Regions from separate parts of the Homo sapiens genome. Here all the other regions are linked to region 1. A link is a contact called in ENCODE Hi-C or POLR2A ChIA-PET data. All regions are on one chromosome and are shown on one strand. Each heading gives the region's core, a stretch centred on a gene start or an enhancer-like site at or near the end of the contact. The rest is flanking DNA. Distances are from core to core; before and after follow the strand shown. Region 1 holds the start of NUP50-DT (NUP50 divergent transcript). Region 2 has its middle 17 kb from the start of PRR5. Region 3 overlaps FBLN1 (fibulin 1). Region 4 has its middle 33 kb from the start of FBLN1.

Region 1 (3,012 bases), core at 341-2,840:
CCAGCTACTTGGAAAGCTGAGGCAGGAGAATCACTTGAGCCCAGGAGCTTCAGGCTACACAGTGAGCTACCACTACACTGAGGCCTGGTGACAAAGCAAGACCCAGTCTCAATCAAACAATCAATAAAAGGGAATTTAAAAAACGTTTGCGTTTGTGGGTAAAAAACCAAATTAGACATGATTTCTAGGTATGAAGCAACGTGGTGGGAGACTGAAAGTCTAGGTAAACTGGAAAAAAACATTATTTGTGCCTGATATAGTTATGTGGTCTCTGGCATCTGGTGTAGCTCTGCCCTTGGAAAGCTCAACTTGTCAACATCACCTTAAAACGAAAACACAGATTTGGCTACACTTAATAGTGAAGTGCCTTGTTGGAGGAAAACAACAAGGGGGCCAAGTAAGGAGACAGAAATACCTAATCTCCAAGCTGGTTCTTAATGGAACCGAGCAAATGGGTGATGAATAACCCGGGAACGCAGTAAGACAGGCCAGAGAGGTAATGCGCCCAAGAGAAGAGAGACGAGGGGCGGCCAGGGGGAGAGGAAGCTCGAGAGGAATCGCTAGGAAGGAAACGGAGAAGACCACGCCAGGACAGCCCTGCCAGCCCCCTACCTCCGGCGGGGCCGCAGGGGAGAGTCTCACTCGAGTCGGACGCCGCAGCCCGGTGGGGCCCGGGCCCCGCTTCAAAAACAGCCGGGGCTGCGTCGCCGCTGTCATCCCACCCCACCCTCCACCCGTCGCTCCCCCACCGCGCGCCCCGCCCGGCCCGTGCGCCCGACCCAGGCTCCCTCCCTAGAGTCCCGACCTCTAGCCCTGTACCCCACTTCCCAGGGTCCCGTCCTCCAGCCCCTTAAGCCCCTCCCCAGGGTCTGGTCCCCCGGCCCCGCACCCCTCCCCAGGGGCCCGTCCCCCGGCGCTGAACCCGCACCTCCCTCCCCAGGGTCCAGTCCCCAGCCCTGCACTCGCACTCCCCTCCCAGGCCCGAGCCCGCTCCCGCCCTCCCGGCCCTGGGCTCTCAGCACCAGGCTCCCGCCCTCAGCCTCTTCTCCTCCCGCGCCCGCCGCCGCTCCTCACCTCCTCGGCGGCCGCCGCTGCACTCGCTGGGTCTTGGTTGCGGCGAAACCCGGGGCGCAGCGGCGCAGGGGTCTGGAGCCCGCAGGGGTCGCCGGGCTGAGCGCGCTCGGCCGCTTCCGGTGCTGCGCTGCGGAACTCAGAGGACTTAGTGCTCGGCAAGCCCAGAGACTCAAACACCATATCCCTGGGGGGGCTCCTCACGCTGTGTTCGGCAGGGAGGCGAGAGCGCCGGTTCAGCCAGAGACAGCTGGGGGAACCGCGCCGAACACGCTCCGGGCGGCCATTTTGTAACTCGAATCTACCCCCAAAACCAATTCGAAAAAAAGGGAGGAAAGAAACGCCCGCGTTCAGCTACTGCGCAAGCGCGCCGGCGCTTCCGGCAGTAGCACCTCCTTCCGCCGGCCGGGCCCCTTACGCGGCGCATGCGCCCAGCTCCCTGGAAACCGGCGCGGGGCTGAGAATGCCGGTCTCGCGCAAGCGCGCACGCGCCGACCTTGATCTCGTAGCCGGCGCCAGCAGCCGCGCTTTGGGGCGTCGGCTCACGTGGGGCCGGCAACGCGTCTTCCAGGATGTTCGCGCGCTAGTCGCCGCTGAGGGGCCGGCGATGCGCGAGGAGTTCCGGCGAGGAAGGTCGGTCAGTGGACATGGCCGAGGCCCGCGGTGTCCGCGTGTGGGAGCTGCAGGGCTGAGGAGAGGCCGCCCGCAACCCTCGGGAATCGTGTGAGGTGCCACTGGGGTCGCTTCACATCAGGAGGCCCCGTCTCGGGGGACGCGCGCAGGTGACCCTGCTGGTCGTACCTGGCCGGGGTGGCCCGGAGGGGCTGGGTCTCGGCGCCAGGAGGGGCCGTGTGGGCCGCCTGTTAAAGGACCCCTCGTTCGCTGACATTTGATTTTGCATTGGGTGCCTTCTCTTCTGTTTTTTTCAGCCAGTGAGATCCGTCCTGGGCACTCAGCTGTAGAGCAGGGGAACGAGTCCTGCGCTTTTTGCGCTGAGGTCTCCTGGCCCGTAGGCCAGGCAGCCTCTGAGCTCCTTTCTCACCAGCAGCTTGCGATCCCTCATCCCTGGCCCTGTCACTCCCAGCTGTTTCCAGTGCCGCCCTTTTTTTTTTTTTTTTTTTGAGATGGAGAGTTTAACTTGTTCGCCCAGGCTGGAGTGAAGTGGCACGATCTTGGCCTACTGCAACCTCTGCCTCCCGGATTCAAGCGATTCTCCTGCCTCAGCCTCCCGAGTAGTTGGGATTACAGTCGTGCGCCACCACGCCCGGCTAATGTTTATATTTTTAGTAGAGACGGGTTTTCACCATATTGGTCAGGCTGGTCTCGAACTCGTGACCTCAGGTGATTCCCTCCCCCCGCCCCACCACCTCAGCCTCCCAAAGTGCTGGGATTACAGGCCTGAGCCACCGTTCCCGGCCTCGAGCGCCTTCTTATAAACTGGATGGTGGTTTTTGTTTTCACCTTCAAAGTCGAATCTCCCTAGTCCGTTTATTACCAGAAAGAGGTCTCCACTCAGACCCAGCGAGAGGCTTCTTGGATGTCGCGTAGGAAAGAATTCGGGGCGAGTCCACGGACTAAAGTGAAAGCAAGTGTATTAGAGAAGTGAGAAAGCAAAAGAATGGCAGAGCAGGGCATTCCTGAAAGCGGGAGGAGGAAGGCGCCCGCCTTAGGTACAGTGCTTGTTCAAATCTAAGGTAACACAGCCAAAGAAATCTTGGGGGACATGGGCTCTACCACGAGGGCCCACGACCAAGGTTTCATGCGCGTCCGTGTGAAGAGACCACCAAACAGGATTTGTGTGAGCAACATGGCTGTTTATTTCACCTGGGTGCAGGCGGGCTGAGTCCAAAAAGACAGTCAGCGAAGGGAGATAGGGGTGGGGCCGTTTTATAGGATTTGGGAAGGTAATGGAAAATTACAGTCAAAGGGGGTTGTTCTCTG
Region 2 (3,012 bases), core at 184-2,683, 480 kb after region 1:
CGAGTCCCTGTCTCAAAAAAATCAACAACAACAACAACAACAAAAACACAAGAATAGAACAAGATGTTGTGAAAGCCAGGTGCCCAATAGGGGAACTTCTTTTTCTTTTCTTTTTGTTTTGAGACAGTCTCACTCTGTCGCCCAGGCTGGAGTGCAGTGGTGCGATCTCAGCTCACTGCAACCTCTCTCTCCTGGGTTCAAGGATTCTTGTGCCTCAGCCTCCAAGTAGCTGAGATTACAGGTGTGTGTTACCACACCTGGCTAATGTTTGTACTTTTAGTAGAAACGGGGTTTCACCATGTTGGCCAGCCTGCTCTCACTCCTGACCTCAGGGGATTTGCCTGCCTTGGCCTCCCAGAGTGCTGGGATTACAGACGTGAGCCACCATGCCGGGCCCCAATAGGGGAACTTCTGATGTGTGGCATCATCACGGTGCTCCCCCAGGGAGAAAGGATGGTACCACGGAAGCCAGGGCCCTGGGCACAGGGCCTGCAAGTGGAACCATCTTTCTGGGCACTATCTGGGTTAGAAGGGGACAAAGTTAGGCGGAAGGGGCATCACGTATCTCGGCTTTGATTCCAGCCCCACCCTTGGTGCTTGGGATTCTGTGTAGAAGTTCTGAGCAACTCCAGCATGTGCCTGGGCATGTCTGAGAGGGTGTCAGGCACCACAGCCCACGCCTGGCAGAGTCACGGTGGCTGTGAGTGTGCCTTTCACTGGGGAGAGCTTGTGGCTTTCACTGGGGAGAGGGGTGTGGCTTTCACTGGGGAGAGGGTGTGGCTTTCACTGGGGAGAGGGGTGTGGCTTTCACTGGCGAGAGGGGTGTGGCTTTCACTGGCTTCTCTGAAAGCGCAAGGCTCCCACCTTAAGGAGAAACTGAGGGATAAGCATGGCCCTTCTCTATGGAGCATCCACAGATTTGGGGTGGAGGAGGGAAAACATTTTTCTGATTAAATACACATGGCTCTATTCCAGACAGAGGAGAAATCGTTTTTTGTTTGTTTGTTTTGAGATGGGGTCTTGCTCTGTCCATTCTAGTCTCCACTGTCCATTTTACAGATGGTGAGACTGAGGCCTTGCACAGGAGTGGGATATGTAGGGTCACCAGCAGAGCAGGACTGTCCCAGTGCATGGGGTAAAGGACACATGCTCACTCACGGAGGCCCTACTGGGTGCTGGCACTGCGTACCCATCTACCCTCCGACCTGGGGCAGACCTACAGGCCAGAATTTCCACCCACATTTTTCAGAAGAGGAACCAGAGGCTCCGAGGGAAAGCTGACTTGCCCGGGTTGTAGGGTGAGTGAGTGGAAGGGCTGAAATCAGAGCCCAGCTGTGACTCTGGAGCTACACGCTTCCCACGGTCAGTAACCCCAGCGGCCACCAGGAGCGCCTACTTCGTGCCGGGCCCTGAGTCCCGGGCTGCCACTTCCCTTCCCCTGAGAGCCACAAGAGGGCAGTAAAGGGAGGCTCCAGAATCCCCAGGAGGGAGGACGCCTGAGCCTCCAGAGATGACATTTCACCAGGGCCTGGAAGGATGACCTCACCCAGCACGGCCAAGTGGAGCACAGACCAGAGCGACAGGAAGGGGCTGCTCCCCTACTGTGGACGCTGACATCAGCCCGGCCCTGTGCTCTGCACCCACACCCGCTGTCTGCCCCTAACCTCACAACAGTGCCCTGGGCAGAGAGCTGGGGGCGGGTGCAAGCTGGGCAACACCAGGCAGCACAGGCAGTTGGACCGCGGGTAGGAGGTGACCCTCAGGCATCCTGACCCTGGTCCCCAGTGCTCTTTGCCCCTTCCCCATCATCCCCAGGACATTTTCTTTTGAGTCTCGCTCTGTTGCCCAGGCTGGAGTACAATGGCGCGATCTCGGCTCACTGCAACCTCCACCTCCCAGGTTCAAGTGATTTTCCTGCTTCAGCCTCCTGAGTAGCTGGAACTACTCAGCTGCCGCCACCACGCCCAGCTAATTTTTGTATTTTTTTTGGTAGAGACAGGGTTTCACCATGTTGGCCAGGCTGGTCTTGAACTCCTGACCTCAGGTGATCCACCTACCTCGGCCTCCCAAAGTGCCGGGATTACAGGTATAAGCCACCGCGCCTGGCCATCACCAGCACATTTTCTACCACTCTCGAGGCTGGATCAGACTGGCTTCCAGCTCCTGGCCTCACTGGGCTCACAGCTCAGGCTCTGTGGGCACTGGGGTGGGGGCTGGGGTGGCCACAGGTGGCTTGTTTAACTGAAAAGCCCCAGGCCCCTCCTCAGCCCACCCCTCTGGCCCGGGCCCTCCTGGACCCTCAATCAATTCTGGAAGTCCTGGTTTCGACACCCCCACCCAGTCCGGGGGACACACCCTACCTGTCGCTGCAGTCAAAGCCAATGAAACCAACCCCTGCGAGGGGCCCAGCCCCTGTTCCTGGGCTAGGGCTTCTGACAAAGGATTGGGCTGGCCCCTCTTCAGCCATCCATGAACCCTATCAAGGATGACAGGGGTGGACACAGTTGTTCATCCGTGGAAGCTGCTTCCATTCCCCGGGTGGCTCGCGAGTAGGCTTCTCATCTTACTGATGGGGAGACTGAGGCTTAGGATGTAGCTAATGAGCCATGGGGAGGAGAGAGGGGGTGACTCTGCAGCCAGGGCTTGGGACCCCAGAGGGACTGGATCTGAGGCCAATCAGAGGACCTGATTCAGAGGTCCCCAAGGGTCTATGAGTTGCCCTTTGTTGGGGCCTAAGGCAGGGTGGCCTGGGAGGGTGGACACAGTCTCCTGGCTGGCTCCCCCCAGCCCCTGCCCTCCTTCGGGGTGCTGGGCGTGGGAGGAAGGCTTTGCCCAGCCACCTGGCCCTGGCCCCAAGGGGGCTCCTCATTCAGATCTTCTCGGCAGTTTCTGGTTTTGAGTAACCTAGGTCTGGGCCCTCTGTCTTGTGGTTCTGGGTGTGGGTGGCAGATGGGGTGGGGGCCAAGGCAAGAAGCCTCTTCCTCAGGAGCTGGGGCTGCCAGGTGGCCCTCA
Region 3 (3,012 bases), core at 259-2,758, 390 kb before region 1:
AATCCTTAATAAACTCCACTTTATATATATATTCCATATATATATTCCATTTTATATATATATATATATATTCCATTTTATATATATATATATATGTATATTCCATTAGTTCTGTCCCTCTAGAGAACCCTAATACAGGTCCAAACTTCTTGTGGTGGAGACAGAGACGGGTCCCAACCTCCTGCGGTGGAGACACGGACGGGTCCCAACCTCCTGGGGTGGAGACGGGGACGGGTCCCAACCTCCTGCGGTGGAGACGGGGACGGGTCCTAACCTCCTGCGGTGGAGACGGGGACGGGTCCTAACCTCCTGCGGTGGAGACGGGGACGGGTCCTAACTTCCTGTGGTGGAGACGGGGACGGGTCCTAACTTCCTGTATAGGATGAGCACAGATTCCAACTTCCTGTTACAGATTCTAACCTCCTGTGACAGGATGGAGATCGGTATTATCTTCCGCTACAGGATAGTAACAAGTTCTAATTTCTTGTCACAAGATGGGACAGGGGTCGTCTCCTGTGTACTGAACTCCTGGCCCATCATACTCTGAAGGTGGCTGCCTGAGGAAGCAGGGCCCAGGTGCGGAGCCCCAGAGGACCTGGCCCAGGTGCTCCAGGAAGCCCTGCCATCTGGGCTGTGTCTGGATTCTGAGGTCAGGAGCATCCTCTCGTCCTGGCCTTCTATCACATCTCCCTTTTGGCTTTTTAAGTTTCCATGTCTCGTGCTGGGTTACTTGGACTTGCTTGAGGCATTTATCGAGACTGGGGTCTCCTTTTACCTCCTCTTTCCAGGTTTGTCAGGACTGACAGGAGGCCTTGCATTTACTTGGCTAGTGATCATTCCAAGCTCTTAGAAAGGACTGGCCTGGGAGTCAGGGGCACTGAACGGGGGAGTCCTGCCTGGGAGGGGCCCAAAACAGAGGCAGGAAAGAAGGTGGGCACGGGTGCTGCTGGCGGTGGCCTGCCCCAGAGATGCCCAGGTCCAGGCCAAACGGGAGTGCTCCAGGCGATCTGAGAGCTCTCCCCCAGGGGGGCCTCTGAGGAGCTATGACCAAAGCGTCCGTGAACTGGGGGAGGAGCATGGGACCCATGAGCTGTGCTTCCGGGTGCAGGTGAACTGCGCTTCCGGGTGCAGGGAGCAGGCTGCAAGCAGCAGACTTTCCTTCCACTCGCTCCCTCCACTGTCTCCCATCGTCCTCCCGCTCTACTGGCTGGAAGACAGACGCCCATTGAGGATGCAGAACTTGCTGATAGCTCCGTGGTGTGTCGTAAGGGGCAAGCTTGGCTTTCAAAGTCGGCCTGTCTTACTTCAAAGCTTTTACACACACAATGTATGCACACACACAAGCACGCGCACACGCACACACACCAGCAACTTCAGGACCAGCCTGGATGGGGCTGGTCAGCAGGTGGCGCTAGAGTCGCCCTGGTGGGATTTCGGCTTCCCGCTTCTCTCAGCATGGCGGGTACTAACCAGGGATGGAATTTGTTTTGCCAGAGGGAAGCGGAGGAAAGCAATGGGAGGTGTGCGTGGTGTTCTGGTGCAGCTCCCGCCGTCATCACACACAGCGACTGGTCACTCCTCCCCTGGAGGCTCCCCCTCCGACCCCACACAGTCATTCCTCAGAGCACCCCAAAACCTTCTCTACACTAGGAGTTTCTGGGCTGGCTCCTTCTGGACAAAGAGCAGGGCCTGGGGCACCCGCTATGTGCTTTGCAAATGACTAATGCACAAAAATAAACATGTCCTTGATTTTCCTGGTAAGTCCTGGCTTCAATGATCGTACTTCGCTCTACTCAAACTTTTTAAAACACCAGAAACATAACTGTCTGGCAAACTGCCTGTCAGACTGGGAACGGCCCAAAAATCCCTTTTAGCCAGTGTGTCTAGGTCAGGGACGGGTTGTCATCACTGAATGTATTACAGAGCAGGGCATAGGCGAGCCCGCCCCGTCCCCCCCTGCCACGCAGGCCCTGGTTTCCAGACATGTCCCCTCAGCAGGCCACCCATCCTGGGCCATGTCATGCGTTAGAGGACAATGTGCTCCAACTTGCCAGTTCAACACATTTGACCCTAACACCTCAAGCTCTATGGAAATGATCCTAAGCCACCACACACCAGAGAAAAAAGGCCCTCTAGGCCCCCTCCTTCTCCTGGGAGGCACGGCAGTTCTGGCCACCCCAGGTGCTTGTGGATATCCCTGCCGGCATTTTCCTGACTTTCACACGCTCGTCGTCCGGGAGACAAGCCCCAGGAACTGGCCAAGGCAGGGGGGCCATCGACGGCTCTATCTCTGCCACCGTCCACCGTGTTACACCCTCAGGCCCACAGCTGTTCACTCGTGTCCCATCCCCGGGAAGCGGCAACCAAGGCCACCCGGCTTTGCTCCAGCTTTCTAGACCACAGGTCATCAGGCGCCGGCCCCACTGAGGGGATAAAGAGGATGTGTCCGGCCCCATGAAGGCTGTGGGACAGCTTTGCACACTTCCTCCTGCGGGCAGAAGGGAATTGTGTGGGCAGGACTGTAACAGCCTGGTCCTGTCCACAAGGCCGAGCCCTGTGGTTTGCGGCCCAGCTTCCTGGGTCATGCTCCAGTTACCAGCCCTCGGCCGCCGGGATGTTCCCCAGATGGAAGCCGTCTGAGTGGAGAGAGAGAGAAAGGCACAGCAGCGGACTCTGCAGTCCTGTCTGTCAAGGCTCCCGAAGGAGGCGCTCTTGCTGAGTTGTTAACCACAGAAGCGCCGGCCATGGGTCCCTCCTAAATATGGCTCTTTTAGATTTTAAAAATTGCTTTCTGAAGCTTAGATGAAAAAACGTGTTAAGCAGCTTCGATTTTTGATGAGCAGGAAAAGGGGCTGTAAAATACAAAACTCCAGTCTGAGGGGTTAGCAGTGCTGAGAGGGGGTGGCCCCTCCTCACTATCAGTCCCGGGAGTCCAAGGGCTGGAACAAGCCAGGCGCCCAGCAGCTCAATCCCTTACTGCACAGCACACAGGGCCCAGGTTTCAGGCTGAAC
Region 4 (3,012 bases), core at 177-2,676, 310 kb before region 1:
GCAGCTCTACTTAGCCCCAGCAGGATAAACATACAGAAAACCACATTCTAGGGACAGCACAGTCAAAGTGCTGGAAAGCAAGCACAAGGAAAAAGCAGCTGGGGGTGGCGGTGGGCGGGCGAGGACAAAGCACCTTCAAAAGAACGTTGATGAATTGGGGTGGGCAGAGGGGGGGCTAGTGGGGAACGTAGGAGCATCCTTTGCTGGTCACAGAGACACAAAGATGCGCCACACGTGGTCCCCTCCCAAAGGAGCTGACAGGCCAGGAGGGAAACAGGATGGCAATACCTTGGGCTTAGCTTGTGACAGGCAGACACGGGGAGGACCCGGAGAGCGCAGGAGAGGAGACAGGTAACCCAGACTGGGCCTCAAAGTAGTCTCCGCAGAGTGGGAGCTTCTCACCAGAGTTTTGAAGAACAAGTGAGAATGACTTAGGGATGAAGAAGCTTATTCCAGCGGGGAGGGGGGAGGGGGGAGGGATAGCATTAGGAGATATACCTAATGCTAAATGACGAGTTAATGGGTGCAGCACACCAGCATGGCACATGTATACATATGTAACTAACCTGCACATTGTGCACATGTACCCTAAAACTTGAAGTATAATAATAATAAAAAAAATTAAAAAATTTAAAAAAAGAAAAAAAAAAGAAGCTTATTCCAGATAGAAGCCACCAGTGGGTCCTGTCTGCACCAGCCCTCACCCCACCCGGGTGCAGGCCCTACTATCCTAAAGGAGGAGTGTGGGCCGGGCGTGATAGCTCATGCCTTTAATCCCTGCACTTTGGGAGGCTGAGGGGGGCAGATCACTTAAGGTCAGGAATTTGAGACCAGCCTGGCCAACATGGTAAAAACCCATCTCTACTAAAAATACAAAAATTAGCCAGGCGTGGGGGTGAGTGCGTGTAATTCCAGCTACTCAGGAGGCTGAGGCAGGAGAATTGCTTGAACCCAGGAGGCAGAGGTTGCAGTGAGCCGAGATCGTGACATTGCACTCCACCCTGGGTGACAGAGCAAGACTCCATCTCAAACAAAAAGAAATAAAAAAATAAAAATAAAGGAGAGTGTGGAGCATGGCATGGCACAGCCCTACCCAGGAACACAGCGGTGCCAGCACTCTCTTCTGCCCCTCTCAGAAACCTTTCCCTCCAGGCCAAGCAGCTTCTTGGATTTCAGAGCGACATCTCAGTTTGAAAGTCCACTTTGGAAGTGAAAAGCAGTACAACATCCTTTGCCCTGAGGCGTGGATCTTACTTCTGGGGACTGTTCATTTAACACACCTCTTAAAGGCAAATATTTTCAAATAACCTGTCTGGTTGGCAGCAATTAACCACCTCACACTGCTGGGCACTGAGCTAAAGGCTGAAAATTAAGGAACAAACAAGTCCAGGCCTGCCCTTGGGGAGGGAAGATTCTTAATGAGAAACATTTGAGGGCCAACCTTTGGGTACATTGCTTTTGAGCCAATGTGCTGTAATGTGATGTTTTTTTTCTTCCCCTAACGGGGTTAGCTTTAGAAGTATGTTTGGCAAGCACTTTTAACAACCCGCACTGCATCTCAGCACATGTTCATTATTGGCATAAAACAACATTGGAATTGAGACTATCCAAAAGGCATGAAAAAATTTGGAGGTATGTGTAATTTCGTAATGTTATGCCTAATTTCTAATGCCAGTTTTTCAGGTTTAAGTTTTGGCAAGTTAGAGTCACAATGGGGACATAGGCCAAACAAACAAAAAACAAGCCCAAACTAAAAAAGAAAAGAAATATGCATATGTTAAAGACTATCATTATCTCACCGAGACTGAACCCTGAAATCAAAACTGAGACATTCCCCAGAGAACGTGTGTGCTTTTTATGGCAGGCTTTATTCGTGCCTAATCTCTTTTTGCACATGAAAATCACTTTAATAAAACTTCCCCACACATTCGCATTCTAGAAAGAGAGCGTTTGTTGGTGATTCTGAGGTCTTATAACTTCATTTTGATGCCAGGGGATATTTGAAATATGTTTTTAAAACTTTAATGGAAAATGAAACAGATCATAAAGATAGGAGATCTACTTTAGAGGGTCAAGTAAAAATTTGTTCATAGTTAAACAGAATTCATAATGCTTTAGAACTGAACCAAAAACAATTGTTTCTAAACGCTGAAGTCACCACCGAGACTCAAAACCTGGAGCTGGGCTGCCTGGATCCTTCTCTGCTGCAGCAATAGAATATTTCAACTGCTTTTTAAAAACACCACACAGTAATGACTCATTGATCAAGTGAGTTGGAACGAATCTGGAAAATGCCAGTTCCCCGTGAGCAATTGCCCTCCCCAACCCCCCCCGCAATACTGAAGCTTACCACTTCCAGTGACAAGCCTTTGTTCGTTTTGTCAATTTCGAATGGAAAGATTTCCAAAATATAGAAATATCCTTGCTGATACAGTTGGGATATTTGTCCCCACCCGTATCTCATGTTGAATTGTAATCCCCAATGTTGGAGGTGGGGCCTGGTGGGAGGTGTTTGGATCATGGCGGCCAATTTCTCATGAATGGCTTGGGCTATCCCCTTGCTGATAAGTGAGTTCTAACCCCGAGTTTATACAACATCTGGTCATTTAAAAGTGTGTGGCACCTCCCCTTCTTCTCTCTCTCTTTCTCTCTCACCTTTCTGCTTTTGCCATGTGACGTGCCTGCTCCCCTTCACCTTCTGCCATTATTTTAAGCTTTCTGAGCTTCCTGCGTATGATGTACATTGGTTCGGTCCTGTAAGGTGGGACAACTCGAAGTGGGGGCTTCCAGGTTAAAGGTAGACAAGAGACAAAAGGTTGCATTCTTTTGAGTCCTTGACCAGTCTTCCACTGAATACACAATTTAGTCCCGTTCAGTGAATCTGCATTTTTACATAAACGATAGGGAAGAGGAAGCAATCAGATAGGCATTTGTCTCAGGTGAGCCTCAGAGGGATGACTTTGAATGGAATGGGAGGCAGCTTTGTCCTAAGCAGTTCCCAGCTTGACTTTT

The links. Hi-C counts contacts between places; a loop is a spot of excess contacts on that map. ChIA-PET counts read pairs that join two places held with the same protein, here RNA polymerase II (POLR2A). Pooled maps may share reads with other maps.
Region 2: a loop to region 1 is called in a pooled map, with 10 times the contacts of the local background. The contact joins the enhancer-like site here to the promoter of NUP50-DT in region 1. A Hi-C loop is called at or near these places in 8 of 50 pooled maps. POLR2A ChIA-PET finds 5 or more read pairs at or near these places in 2 of 52 experiments (MCF 10A and activated T-cell).
Region 3: a map of ascending aorta shows a loop between it and region 1 (2.8-fold over the local background). The contact joins the enhancer-like site here to the promoter of NUP50-DT in region 1. A Hi-C loop is called at or near these places in 3 of 168 maps with a recorded cell type or tissue (CD8-positive, alpha-beta T cell, ascending aorta and chondrocyte) and 9 of 50 pooled maps.
Region 4: POLR2A ChIA-PET joins it to region 1 with 10 read pairs in MCF 10A. The contact joins the enhancer-like site here to the promoter of NUP50-DT in region 1. POLR2A ChIA-PET finds 5 or more read pairs at or near these places in 3 of 52 experiments (BJ, HEK293 and MCF 10A).

Annotation. Positions count from the first base shown.
Region 1 is chr22:45,162,359-45,165,370 of GRCh38, reverse strand. It overlaps NUP50-DT (NUP50 divergent transcript), which reads left to right and starts at 1,590. Exons shown (of 3, transcript NR_038956.1): 1 at 1,590-1,794. It overlaps NUP50 (nucleoporin 50), which reads right to left and starts at 1,446. Exons shown (of 8, transcript NM_007172.4): 1 at 1,075-1,446. RefSeq lists silencers at 675-854, 885-1,114, 1,885-1,934 and an enhancer at 995-1,517.
Region 2 is chr22:44,683,357-44,686,368 of GRCh38, reverse strand. It overlaps a transcript of PRR5 not described here. Among named protein-coding and RNA genes, the nearest start is that of PRR5, 17 kb to the left of the region's middle. RefSeq lists enhancers at 42-542, 423-742, 1,719-2,258. Within about 2 kb of position 1,433, at least 9 of the 41 ENCODE cell types and tissues checked have a DNase peak (open chromatin) inside an H3K27ac peak, as active enhancers do.
Region 3 is chr22:45,552,332-45,555,343 of GRCh38, reverse strand. The region is part of intron 14 of FBLN1 (fibulin 1); the gene reads right to left. Among named protein-coding and RNA genes, the nearest start is that of FBLN1, 51 kb to the right of the region's middle. RefSeq lists an enhancer at 1,388-1,497. Within about 2 kb of position 1,508, at least 28 of the 41 ENCODE cell types and tissues checked have a DNase peak (open chromatin) inside an H3K27ac peak, as active enhancers do; they include ascending aorta, where a contact is called at or near this core.
Region 4 is chr22:45,468,310-45,471,321 of GRCh38, reverse strand. No RefSeq gene overlaps it. Among named protein-coding and RNA genes, the nearest start is that of FBLN1, 33 kb to the left of the region's middle. Within about 2 kb of position 1,426, at least 8 of the 41 ENCODE cell types and tissues checked have a DNase peak (open chromatin) inside an H3K27ac peak, as active enhancers do.